2 separate regions of the Homo sapiens genome follow, and region 2 is linked to region 1. Evidence: chromatin loops called from intact Hi-C (ENCODE). Cell type or tissue: A673. All regions are shown on one strand. Links, peaks and the distances in the headings refer to the core of each region. The heading gives the core; the rest is flanking DNA.

The links. A loop is a pair of places that touch in the nucleus more often than their neighbours do. Peaks named below come from ENCODE experiments on the same cell type or tissue, not always from the same donor. Only the 100,000 strongest peaks of a DNase experiment are listed, where the experiment ranks them.
Region 2: a loop joins it to region 1, with 2.6 times the contacts of the local background. A loop is called at or near these places in 1 of 110 quality-filtered maps.

Annotation. Positions count from the first base shown.
Region 1 is chr3:77,040,118-77,045,797 of GRCh38, forward strand. It overlaps ROBO2 (roundabout guidance receptor 2), which reads left to right. Exons shown (of 28, transcript NM_001395656.1): 1 at 1-729. The coding sequence starts at 669. Among named protein-coding and RNA genes, the nearest start is that of ROBO2, 2.9 kb to the left of the region's middle. In A673, for the core only: a CTCF peak has its summit at 2,988; no DNase peak of the experiment used is centred there; H3K4me3 peaks cover 3,598 bases; H3K27ac peaks cover 277 bases.
Region 2 is chr3:77,094,523-77,100,202 of GRCh38, forward strand. ROBO2 (roundabout guidance receptor 2) reads left to right here. Exons shown (of 28, transcript NM_001395656.1): 2 at 3,492-3,818. Among named protein-coding and RNA genes, the nearest start is that of ROBO2, 57 kb to the left of the region's middle. In A673, for the core only: no CTCF peak of the experiment used is centred there; DNase peaks (open chromatin) are centred at 2,639 and 3,159; H3K4me3 peaks cover 1,791 bases; H3K27ac peaks cover 1,851 bases.

The sequences.
Region 1 (5,680 bases), core at 433-5,432:
CACCCGAATCGTCCTGATTTCCCTTCTCCTCTCTTTTGGAAACCGGAGAGGTGGAGGGAGGGCAACACCGCTGCAAAGGAGAGGCCCGCCAAGTCTGCCCGCCTGCAAAGTGTTGCTTTGACACATTCTTATTATGGAAGTTAAGTAAAAATATAGACATATTAAAAAATAACTCCGGACGTGGAGCTGCTACGGAGAAGGAAACCGGGGGAAAGAAAACCAGTAGGCAGGCCAATGGTTTTTCGGCAGCGCGCTGGCAAGTTTGTGGAACACTTTCTAGGAATTAGGTCTTTTCCTCCCCCTTCATCATCTTGACTTCTGAAGGAAGAACTTGGCTTTGGATTGCAGTGGAGCCTAAGGAGAGAGGGTTAGACACACTCGAATAATCCCTCTGGCTGGGCTGAATTTGTGGGAATTTAGGAAGCCAGAGTGCTGGAAATACAGCAGCCTTTGAAGTACCCTCTGTTAATTTGGATGGATCTCAGTGTGCCCCGTTCGAGACCTCTCCACCAACCCCTTCTGATCTTGCGATTTGCTCTTCTTGACTTTAATTAGTATCTAGGAAAGTCTAAACTTTGGACCTACCTCTTTTTTTGATACTCATTTTTGTACTTTTGCTCTCTGGGATTGGTTTCTTAAAGAATCTGGATCCTTTTTAATATGTCAAAATGAGTCTGCTGATGTTTACACAACTACTGCTCTGTGGATTTTTATATGTTCGGGTTGATGGTAAGTTAAAAATGCTTTCATCTTTTTTTGCGCCCCCCACCCCCCAATCCCCCAAAACCATTTCTTTTTGAATTTGATGTGGGTTATAAATGAAATGACATTATGTCTGTTAGTCCGTTTTGGCCCGGCACGGGCTCCTTGGGGGCAGAGGTTTTATTTAAGTCTTTTGTTTCTAAACTGCTGTAAGTGGAATGTGTTGGTAGTCACCTATTGTTGTTATTGTTGTAATTTACTTCACTAATTAAGGAGTTGGATAATAAATGATTGGGCTCCCAGTTTTGTTAGAAAAAGAAATATTACAGTCAATCTCCTGCAAGAGCCTAATACTATTGTGCCTGCTCTCTATTTGATGTTTGCTCTTGTGTCTGAACTTTGGCTGAGACATTCAAGTGAAGAAATACAGTAATAGACACTCTAAGGAAGGTTCAGTGGGTTAGGAATTTGAGACTGAGATCAATGTGTATCACCTGTGTGCCAGTGAATGCTCTCCTAGCGTTAAATCGAATGAAGAATTTAGATCCTAGGGAGAAAACTGTCAAAAGTGAGACTGGGCGAGGCTCCACGAAGGGGGAAGCATCAGCTATGGGCTGGCCACAGGAGTAGAACACTTAGCTCAGTCCCCAGTGGGCAAACACAATGGGGACCTTAAACAGGTGCTGGAGGTGTCTCCCTCTAGGTTGAGTCAGTCTGTCAAGCCCACAGCATTCTGCCTCTGATTCTCTTGTCTTTTGTTCCGATTTGGTTTACTGGGATATTTTCACAGGATGTCAATTTCTTGTGCGACTATTGCAAAATCCTTTTTTGTGGTTCTTTTGAATGAAGAGTGGAAATAATCATTAACATGCTTTTTGGTTTGTATTCAAAAGAAAAAAGTTAAAAGAATATTTGCTGTTAACCTTCTAGAGGCTTTAATTTTTATATCGATGGAAACAACTGGTATAAGGGAGTACTAGATATTTTTTTTTTCTAACTGGATTGCAGTACTTTAGGTTTTTAGTTACTTTCTGTACTTGTAAAGAACCTAAAGGGTATTAGTCTAACTGTTTGAGCCATCACAATAGCTTGTTGCCACATAAACTTTCCTCCAGCATTTGCATTGTGGATGAATTCATTATTTGGGACACTGCCTATTTTGGCCCATCTGAGTAGCTAACTTTGTTCCTGGCAGCTACTGCTGCATAGAGCCCAATGTATTGGACTCAAAAAGGAAGGCTTTCTATAAACATGAGGCAATACAGAGGAGTTTACCTACTGTCAAGTGGCTGTTTTCAATCATGGACTACATGAGTACCTTTGCCCCCCAGCGATAGTGAGGGAGGGATGCGTGTGTGTGCACTGCTTCTCTCTTTTACCAGTCTAAGCAGTAGATGTTTAAGATTTAATTATTGTGAATTATACTATGGCAACATCTCTAATTATTTTTCATGCATTTATTTTTCAGTACATTAAAATACGTGTACATTACCGTAACAAAATAGGTTTACCTATTTGTCCCAGGTGTGTTTGATTTTCATGATAAGAAGAATTTGGTATAACTTTTAAAAGAATATGTCCTCATAAATCATGAATTTACATATCTCAACAGAAATGCATGTGTAAACTATACATTAGACTACAAAATTATCACCAAGGGTTTTTTTATATAAGCGTTTTTAAATCAGTGTGTTGCTAGGAGGAATACAATTAAATTGCTCAGTGGAAGTGACAGGAAATCAGAAGAGCTTGGTGTTACAGAATGTAATTAATATACCAGGGTGTTTGGAGATATATGAAACAAATGCAATTAACCAGCTTGCTGGAGCAGCAGTAGTAAGACACCATTTCTGTCTGCCTTCCCTCCCTCCCTCCTTTCATTCCTCCCTCCCTTCTTTCTCTCCGTTTTATTCCTCTCTCCCTTCTTTCCTTCCTTCTCTCCCACACCACCCTTCTCCTGCCCCCAAAGACAACCTAGAACCTTTGTTCTGATTTAACATTGTAGGATAAGGGGGCAGTTTGTGTCTGGGCCACAATTATGCAGCAGAACTCATAGTAATGTAGTGAAAAATGCCAAAATTGAGGAGTTGACACTGAAAAGGCAATATTAAATTTTTGTGTGTGTGAAACTAGTTTTGTATTTAGCATCTGCTGTGTCAAAAGCAAAGGAAACCCTGGACACTCTTACTAAATTAATATGTAAATCATACGTTTGACATTGGATTGCCTTTGGATACTTCAGAATGACAGTTTCTCCACGGGGATGGTTGAAAATTTGGGATGTGGAGAACACTGCCCTCTAGGCTGTTTCAGCACTTTGAGACTCAGTGTTCACATATATAGTGAAGAGGTTGGTTTGTAGGTTCTCTAAGCTTTGTTACTCTTCCAGGATTCTATGATTTCTATTTACTTATTCTTCTTAGAGGTGTGTGCTTATACTCCACATGAATTTCAAATGTACAGAAGCCTGTACCATTTCAAAGATATACTGACCATCCTTGTGCTAGACACAGATATTAATTTTATTCAGTGACAAATGATACATATATTTGCATTGATATTTGCTTGGTGGGTTATTTATATGTGCATTTTTATAGTATATGAAAAATGGTAGCGTTTTGCCACCTCATAGAAGCTATCTGCTAATATTATTTATAATTTTTCAGTATTGTGTCCCTGTAGCAATCCATAGAGAGCAAATATTAAGTTAGTTGAGAAATGTAGATAAACTTTTCTATTTGGGATGTAAATAATGGTTTTCTTATTGATGCAGATTAATCACATCTAGACTTTTCTGTATGATCATATAGGAGAATGTATGTTAAGGTTAGCCTTTGTTTTCCAGCTTTTCTTTATTTTTGAATAAGAATAGGGTTTTGCAGTCATTTATGGGAAATTAATATGAACTATGGCAACACTTTTAAATTACATCTATATGCCATATATTACATCAATCTGATAATTTTATAATACTTGTGAAAAGGTGTTTTAAAATGAGAATGTTTTTCTCATCTTTACCCTTTAACTATTCTTAAATGAAAGTGGCACACATGATATTAGGGGAGATAAATATAGTAAAGATAATGTATGTGCATAGTGCAGATGTAGAATCTCATAGAGGTTTATACATGTTGCTAAAGTGCTCTTTTTCAGTAATGGGCTTATTATCATAGCCATATGTAGTCTATTTCAGAATTTAAATTATATATAAGTAACCTGAAATGTGTTTTTGAAGCTATGCAGTAATACCATGTTTGAATTGGCTTTGTTTGAATAACCTTTGATGCTACGCAACATGTGGACCATAAAAAAAAAGGATTTCTTAGAACATTAAGCAAAAATATTGTAAAAAAAAAAAGTAATGATTATATAAAAAGAGCAGTTCTGGCCATCTCATCCCTGAGCAGCTTGTATAAAATAGCATGTTTGACGATAAAAATATAGATATGTAAGCACATTGTATAAGTTGGGATACATACATAGCAATGAAGGGAGCTGATGTATGTGGGATGTGTGTGTGCCTAGTAATATCTGCTGAAATAGTTCCGGCAGTCTACAGGAGGTACATTTACTTCCCATGTGCAATTTGGTTTTCGAAGAGTATTAGAAAAAAAGATTATCATCTTATTTACTATTTCTCCTTTTTCTCCTTTTTTTCCTCCTTCTCCTCTCCTTCTCTTTCTTCTTCTCATTCATCGTCTCTTTCCTTTTCTTATTCTCCTCCTCTTTTTTTCTTTTTTGGATCTAATGAAAGGAATTAGAGAAACACTTGAAGAGTGAAGAAGATAGGTGAGGGTGTTTCTTGAATGATAATTTAGAAAATCTGCATTTAAAGGAAAAATGTGAATAATATTTTACCTTTAGGTATATCCAACTGGGATTTTGACTTTCTCACTTTTACCCCACAATACTATATATAGCTTTATGCAAAATGTTTTGCACGGATCCTATCATTTTCCAGTTTACACAAGTAAAAGTCGTCATATCTGAGTTCAAGCAAACAGTGGAGATTTATAGAGTGCCATTTTACAGATTTATTTCTAAAGAAAAGTATTGCTGTATTTCTTAAAGGTTCTCCAGGTATAGATCTATCAACCTAAATCAATACATTGGCATAGATATTGCTTTTCTCCTTCTTCTCTTCTTTTTTTTTCCATGTGTGCCTTTATTAGCTGAGCCACTACTTGAGGGTTTAAGGTCTTTGTGAGGGGCTTGGAACACCCAATGTTGGGGGAGGGAGGCGGGCGGTAGGGAAAGTATCTGAAAGGACTTCCTGAGCCAGCTGTAGGCTTTTCTTCTTCTTGTAAAAGAATTACTATATAAAGAATGAAGGAATGATTATAAACTCTTTTTAAAAATAAATACCTATCAACTCTACTGTTTTAGTAGTGTGTTATACAATGATAGAAGCATATAGCATCTAGGGTAGCATGCTTACCCAGAATACTTGACTCAACACAGTGTTGGAGTAACGGAGGCCTCAATCCTTAGTGTTTTCTCCTCCATTTGCAGCCAATCCTTAGGCTCTTTCATCTAATCACATGAGGTTTAAATACATGTTTGGATTGATAATTCTAAAATTGCCCTAATCATTGCATGGAGGGATATAAGATCCATCAGCACAGAACTTGGCTGTTGTATATACTGTTGATCTCCAGTGCTTGCATCAGTGCTTGACATACTCACCTGACTACTTGACGTCTTTGCTTCATGTCCAATGAGAATGTACAAAACTCAAGCCTAAGACAGAATCTTCTCTTTCTAGCCATTCCCATCACAGTAAATGGCTTCCACCATTCATAGGCTTTTTCATGACCCCCAATGAGGAACCATTTTTCACTTGTTCTCACAACTTGTATTCAACTTGTTCTCAGAATTGTGCAACCATCACTACAATCTAACTTTAAAATGTTCTTAATTACCCAAGAAAGAAACTATGTAGCTTGTTCCACCATCCCTCCACCAACCACAAGAAATC
Region 2 (5,680 bases), core at 271-5,270, 54 kb after region 1:
GGTTTCATTCTGGGGTGATATATATCTAGGAGTGAAATTGCTGGGTCGTATGGCAACTACATGTTTGACATTTTGAGGAACTTCCAGATTGTTTTCCAAAGTGACTGTATGATTTAAATTCACACTAGCAATGGATGAGGCTTTCAGTTTTTCCAAACCCTTGACAATACTTGTTATTTTACATTGCTTTGATTATATATGTCCTAGTGGGTGTGAAGTGTATTTCATTGTAGTTTCGATTTGCATTTTTCTAATAGCTAATGATGTTGAGTATCTCTTTATGTGGTTATGGCTATTTGTCTAACTTCTCTGTCAAATTTGTTTAACTACTTATTCTAATCCTTTGCCTATTTTAAAATTTGATTATTTATATTTTTATTGAGTTATGAGTTCTTTATATATTCTAGATACAAATCCATTATTGGGTATATGATTTGCAGATTATTTTTCTGATTCTGTGGGTAGTATTCTTTCAAGCACAAGTATTTAAAAATTTTATAACATCCAGTTTATCTCTTTTTTTCTTTTGTTGCTTATGCTTTTGGTATCATATCCAAGAAGCCATCACCTAATTCAAAATCATAAAAAACTTGCCTCTATAATTTCTTGTAATCATTTCATAGTTTTACTTTTTATATTTAGGTTGTAGATGTTCTTTGATGTTTTTATTAAAGTAGGAGTAAAATTACAAGAAGAGTGTCCTGATATGACAGTACTATAATCTTTATGTAACATAGTTTACATATATTGTAATGATAAATGAGTAAAATTCTTCGTGTGCTCATTGGACATACTGGAGTTTAATTTTATTGCTAAATAGCTTAGCTATTTTTTCACTTTTTCTTTTATAAATCAATTATTTTATATTTTATTTAGTAAGTATTAGCATATTTCAGGTCTTATTCAGCCCTTATCCAGGCCTACTGCCTAATAAGTTAGTGCACAAGTTGATATAGTAAATAGCACCCTAGTAGCTATTTACTTGCTTACTTTTAATAGTAGAACAGTTTTGCAGTAGGGAGAATGTAGGTTACTGTGCATAGGGAGATTCATGGAGAACAAAGGGGCTATCTAAACAGATGATTGTAACCTACTATATGCCTGTTACATGAAAAGTGACATAAAACTCTTGATGTATTTTAAGATCAGAGTCTACAGCTATGTGTCCAGACCTTTACATTGAGAATATGTTTCTGATTTGCAACCTACTTCTATTCAGCCACTCATGTTTAAATACTTTGGGGTCTTTCTTGATTATGAATTTAAAAATTCATTGTTACTTTTGTATTCTGTAAATTCCTCATTGCTTTAAGACCCAGTACTCATGATCTATATCCTTTATTATTGTGATGTATACTGTAATTACCTATCTAGATGCTTTGGATCTCTTTAGTTTTTTTTTTAAAGTTCTGACCTGTGAACAGTAAATTACTCTTTTGCTTTAGATATCTAACACTTGTAATGTATACATTCTTTTTTGGTCTGATGTGATTAAAAAAATAGCAACTTTTAAGAGTTATTCCTCTTCAAAAAAATAAAGTTCATTTAAGACTAAATTAAATTCCCTTTAATACATTAAAACATGTATTTTCAATTAATACTGAGAGTGAACTGAGGTAACATTGACAAGTAAATATTACTGCTATCTGTTGAAGAGAAATGTGCTCATATTAGGTGATTGGTTGGAAAATCTTATATAAGAGCAAACTTTTAAGAAGTGCTTATCTATATAATCATTATGTCCCCATATATGGTGATTCCTCTCAGCATCTCCTTTTTATTTACTTGGAGCAGCTGGTAGAACATTTTCATGAATAATGGTAATTGATACCATATAAATGAAAAATATTCAAAATAACACATTATGCAAAAATTTGATTGTGAAATATCAACAGAGCCTTCTCTTCCTATTTCTTTTCTTTTCTTTTTCTTTTTTTTTTTTTGAGATGGAGTTTTACTCTTGTCACTCGGGCTGGAGTGCAGTGGCACAATCTTGGCTCACTGCAACCTCTGCTTCCTGAGTTCAAACGATTCTCCTGCCTCAGCCTCCCGAGTAGCTGGGATTATAGGTGTCCACCACCCTGCCTGGCAAAGTTTTTACATTTTTAGTAGATATGAGGTTTCACCATGTTGGGCAGGCTGGTCTCGAACTCCTGACCTCAGGTGATCCACCCACCTCGGCCTCCCAAAATACTGGGATTACAGGTGTGAGCCACCGTGCCCGGCCTCTCTTTCGATTTCTTACGCCCCTTATGGCCCCACTTTTATTGCATTCACAGGGAAGTCACTGGTACGATCTATCTTTCTTTGTACTGTGCATGGTGATATACCAAATTCTGTCAAGCATTTTGATATGGTATATTTTTCCTTCTTCTTTTCTACCTAAACCATCATTTCCCAAAGTCAGGTTCTTTTTATTTTTCTCTTGAACTATTTAAGTAAATCACAACTGTCTTCGTGTCTCCGTTGCTATCCCTTATTGATAATACAGACTACAAGTATCTTTCGATTGTACAGACAGTCATGTCACTGCCCCCTTAAAAATCTGTGAGCCGTGTAAAAGAATAGTCATACCCCTGAGCATGGCACAAAGCCTTGTCTCAGGCTCCAAGACTGTCTTAAACCTTTTCTTGCTGTATCAGCTTCCTTCCTGATTATGAAATGTACCATGCACGTAACTGTCATTTCCTTGTCCTTTTGCTGATGGTATCTCTTGGCATGATGCTTTTTTCTTTTAGTTGTCATTTTTCATTCTTTACGGCTCAATCTAAATGTAATTTTTTTCGGGGAAGGGATCTCTTATTATGCTTAATTTAGGGTTAACTTTTACTTTTTTTCTTTCTGCCTATAGTGCATTTCTTATATACCTCTATGCAGCGTATTGCATTTTAACATACGGATTTATACTTGAGCTCTTCAGTCAAACACACCTGAGTTCAAAATCCTGCCTCTGCTGCTTGCCTCATCTACATTTCTGGGCAACTGACATCATTTCCTAAGCTTTTGCCTCATCTGTTAAATGCAGATAATATTTGTACATAATTTACAGGTCTCTTTTTGTGTTAGTCTGATAACATATTGGCAGCACATTAAATGCTATCTATGTGTGTCTTCTAGCTGCTTGCTGACGTGGCTTTCTTCCCCAGTGTATAATAAGCAATCTGAGGACAGGAAATTAGTCTTACTCATCTTAGTACCCATGCTGATCCCAGAAGAACAAGAAAGTCTCTTGTTCTCTTTTACTTTTGCTTGTCATGATTCATGGAACACATTAAACCTAACTCCTTTGAGTTAACATATTAATTTATTGGTATCGCCCTATCCTGCAAAGGAGTTGAGATGACTTATGAGATGCATACACAAAACGAAACATAAAATAATGTTCAGTTGGATAATCGAAGAGTTTAATTTCCCCATCAGGAACCCAAGTGAAACCGAGGGTTTAGATAAGGAAATGTTAAAGCTTGTCTTTATTCCGTCATGTTTTGTAGGATCGCGTCTTCGCCAGGAGGACTTTCCCCCGCGGATTGTGGAGCATCCTTCCGATGTCATCGTCTCTAAGGGCGAGCCCACGACTCTGAACTGCAAGGCGGAGGGCCGGCCAACGCCCACCATTGAGTGGTACAAAGATGGGGAGCGAGTGGAGACTGACAAGGACGATCCCCGGTCCCACAGGATGCTTCTGCCCAGCGGATCCTTATTCTTCTTGCGCATCGTGCACGGGCGCAGGAGTAAACCTGATGAAGGAAGCTACGTTTGTGTTGCGAGGAACTATCTTGGTGAAGCAGTGAGTCGAAATGCGTCTCTGGAAGTGGCATGTAAGTGAACATAATGAACCTCATGTGCACATTTACTTTTATTTATTTCAAGTAAGTTTTGATGTGTTCCCATAGACGCTGAAACCTAAAGAATCAATCAACACACTGCATAATTTTACTTGGTCTTCTTCAGAGAAGTCTGGTCAAGATAGTATCAAGCCAGGGTGTTGTAGTAAGTTTGTTTATATGAAATCAAGATGACCAATATGTTATTATAAGAAAGCAGGCCGGGCGCGGTGGCTCACGCCTGTAATCCCAGCACTTTGGGAGGCGGAGGCGGGCGGATCACGAGGTCAGGAGATCGAGACCATCCTGGGTAACACGGTGAAACCCCGTCTCTACAAAAAATACAAAAAGAAAAAAAAAATTATCCGGGCATGGTGGCGGCGCCTGTAGTCCCAGCTACTCGGGAGGCTGAGGCAGGAGAATGGTGTGAACCCGGGAGGCGGAGCTTGCAGTGAGCCGAGATCGCGCCACTGCACTCCAGCCTGGGCGACAGAGCGAGACTCCGTCTCAAAAAAACAAACAAACAAACAAACAAACAATTATGCCTTAAAATTTTTGCACTCTTCAGCTTCCTTGTTGTCATGTACGTCTTCAAAGATAAGAGAATTGGGAGATTTCAGGATGCTGGAATCTTATGTATATAGCTATATATATTTTCTCCTAAATAATAGCTCATGGGCCTGTGTCTTTCTTTTGGTAAACAAAATTGTACTTTTCTTTCTTTCTTTTTTTTTTTTTTTTTTGAGACAGTGTCTCCCGCTGTCACATAGGCCGGAGTGCAATGGCGCGATCTCTGCTCACTGCAACCTCTGCCTCACGGGCTTAAGCGATTCTCCTGTCTCAGCCTCCCAAGTAGCTGGGATTACAGACACCAGGCCCAGCTAATTTTTGTATTTTTAGTAGAGACGGGGTTTCACCGTGTTGCCCAGGCTGGTCTTGAGCTCATGACCTCAGGTGATCCACTCGCCTACAATTTCTTATGTAGCTATCCCAATGAAGTTTTTCGTTCTCAGGCATCTGCTTCTGATTTACAGTTTGTGCTAAGAAACCTGGAACCCCCGGATGCTGGAAATGTATAACTCCAATAGGAAAAGACTAGGAGAATCCTAAGACCCATATTTTTTATTTTTTGTGAAGTGCCTTGAGCTATGAGCAGTAGGACTTTAGTTAACAATGGGATTTTGTACTGGCCACCAAATAGTTTTATTTTTATAAAATGATACTTCAAAAAGCCCTCAAATTAAATGCAATTTGAAATACACACACAAAAATTCAAGAATGCAAATATCCATACCTGTTCCATTTTTGTTTTGAAATATCTAATTTTGGAAACTTTTCAAACATATTGAAATACCTCAATACCAAATTTTATTGATTTTTTTCCCCCAACAGACCCTTTTATGGTGAATATGACTGGCATTATTCTCCCATTTTCAAGATAAAGAAAATGATGCCCAAAAAGTTTAGGTGACCAAGATTCAGACAATAAATTAATGGGGATGCTAGACCAGGTCCTGAATCTTCTAATTTTTATTTTTAGGGAATTGTGTCATATTTGAAGAAACACTCTAAATGAAATCTGGTCTATTTTAAATATATAAAAATTAAGAAATTTTAATTTTTCATTTTTAAAATTCTATCTACTCAGCAGCAAATAAGGTGTTTAAATCCTTAACAAAATTTTACTTTTCAAAATTAAAGTATATAAAAATTGACCTGTCATTTTGTTGTTTCATCTAAAAGAATTGCTTTCTTTTCTAATTGCGTCATTAATAATGAATCAAACTGTTCTGGTGGGAATATTTTAAACCATGATTTTTGTGTGTGTGTGTAATGTGACAGTAATTTTTTTTATT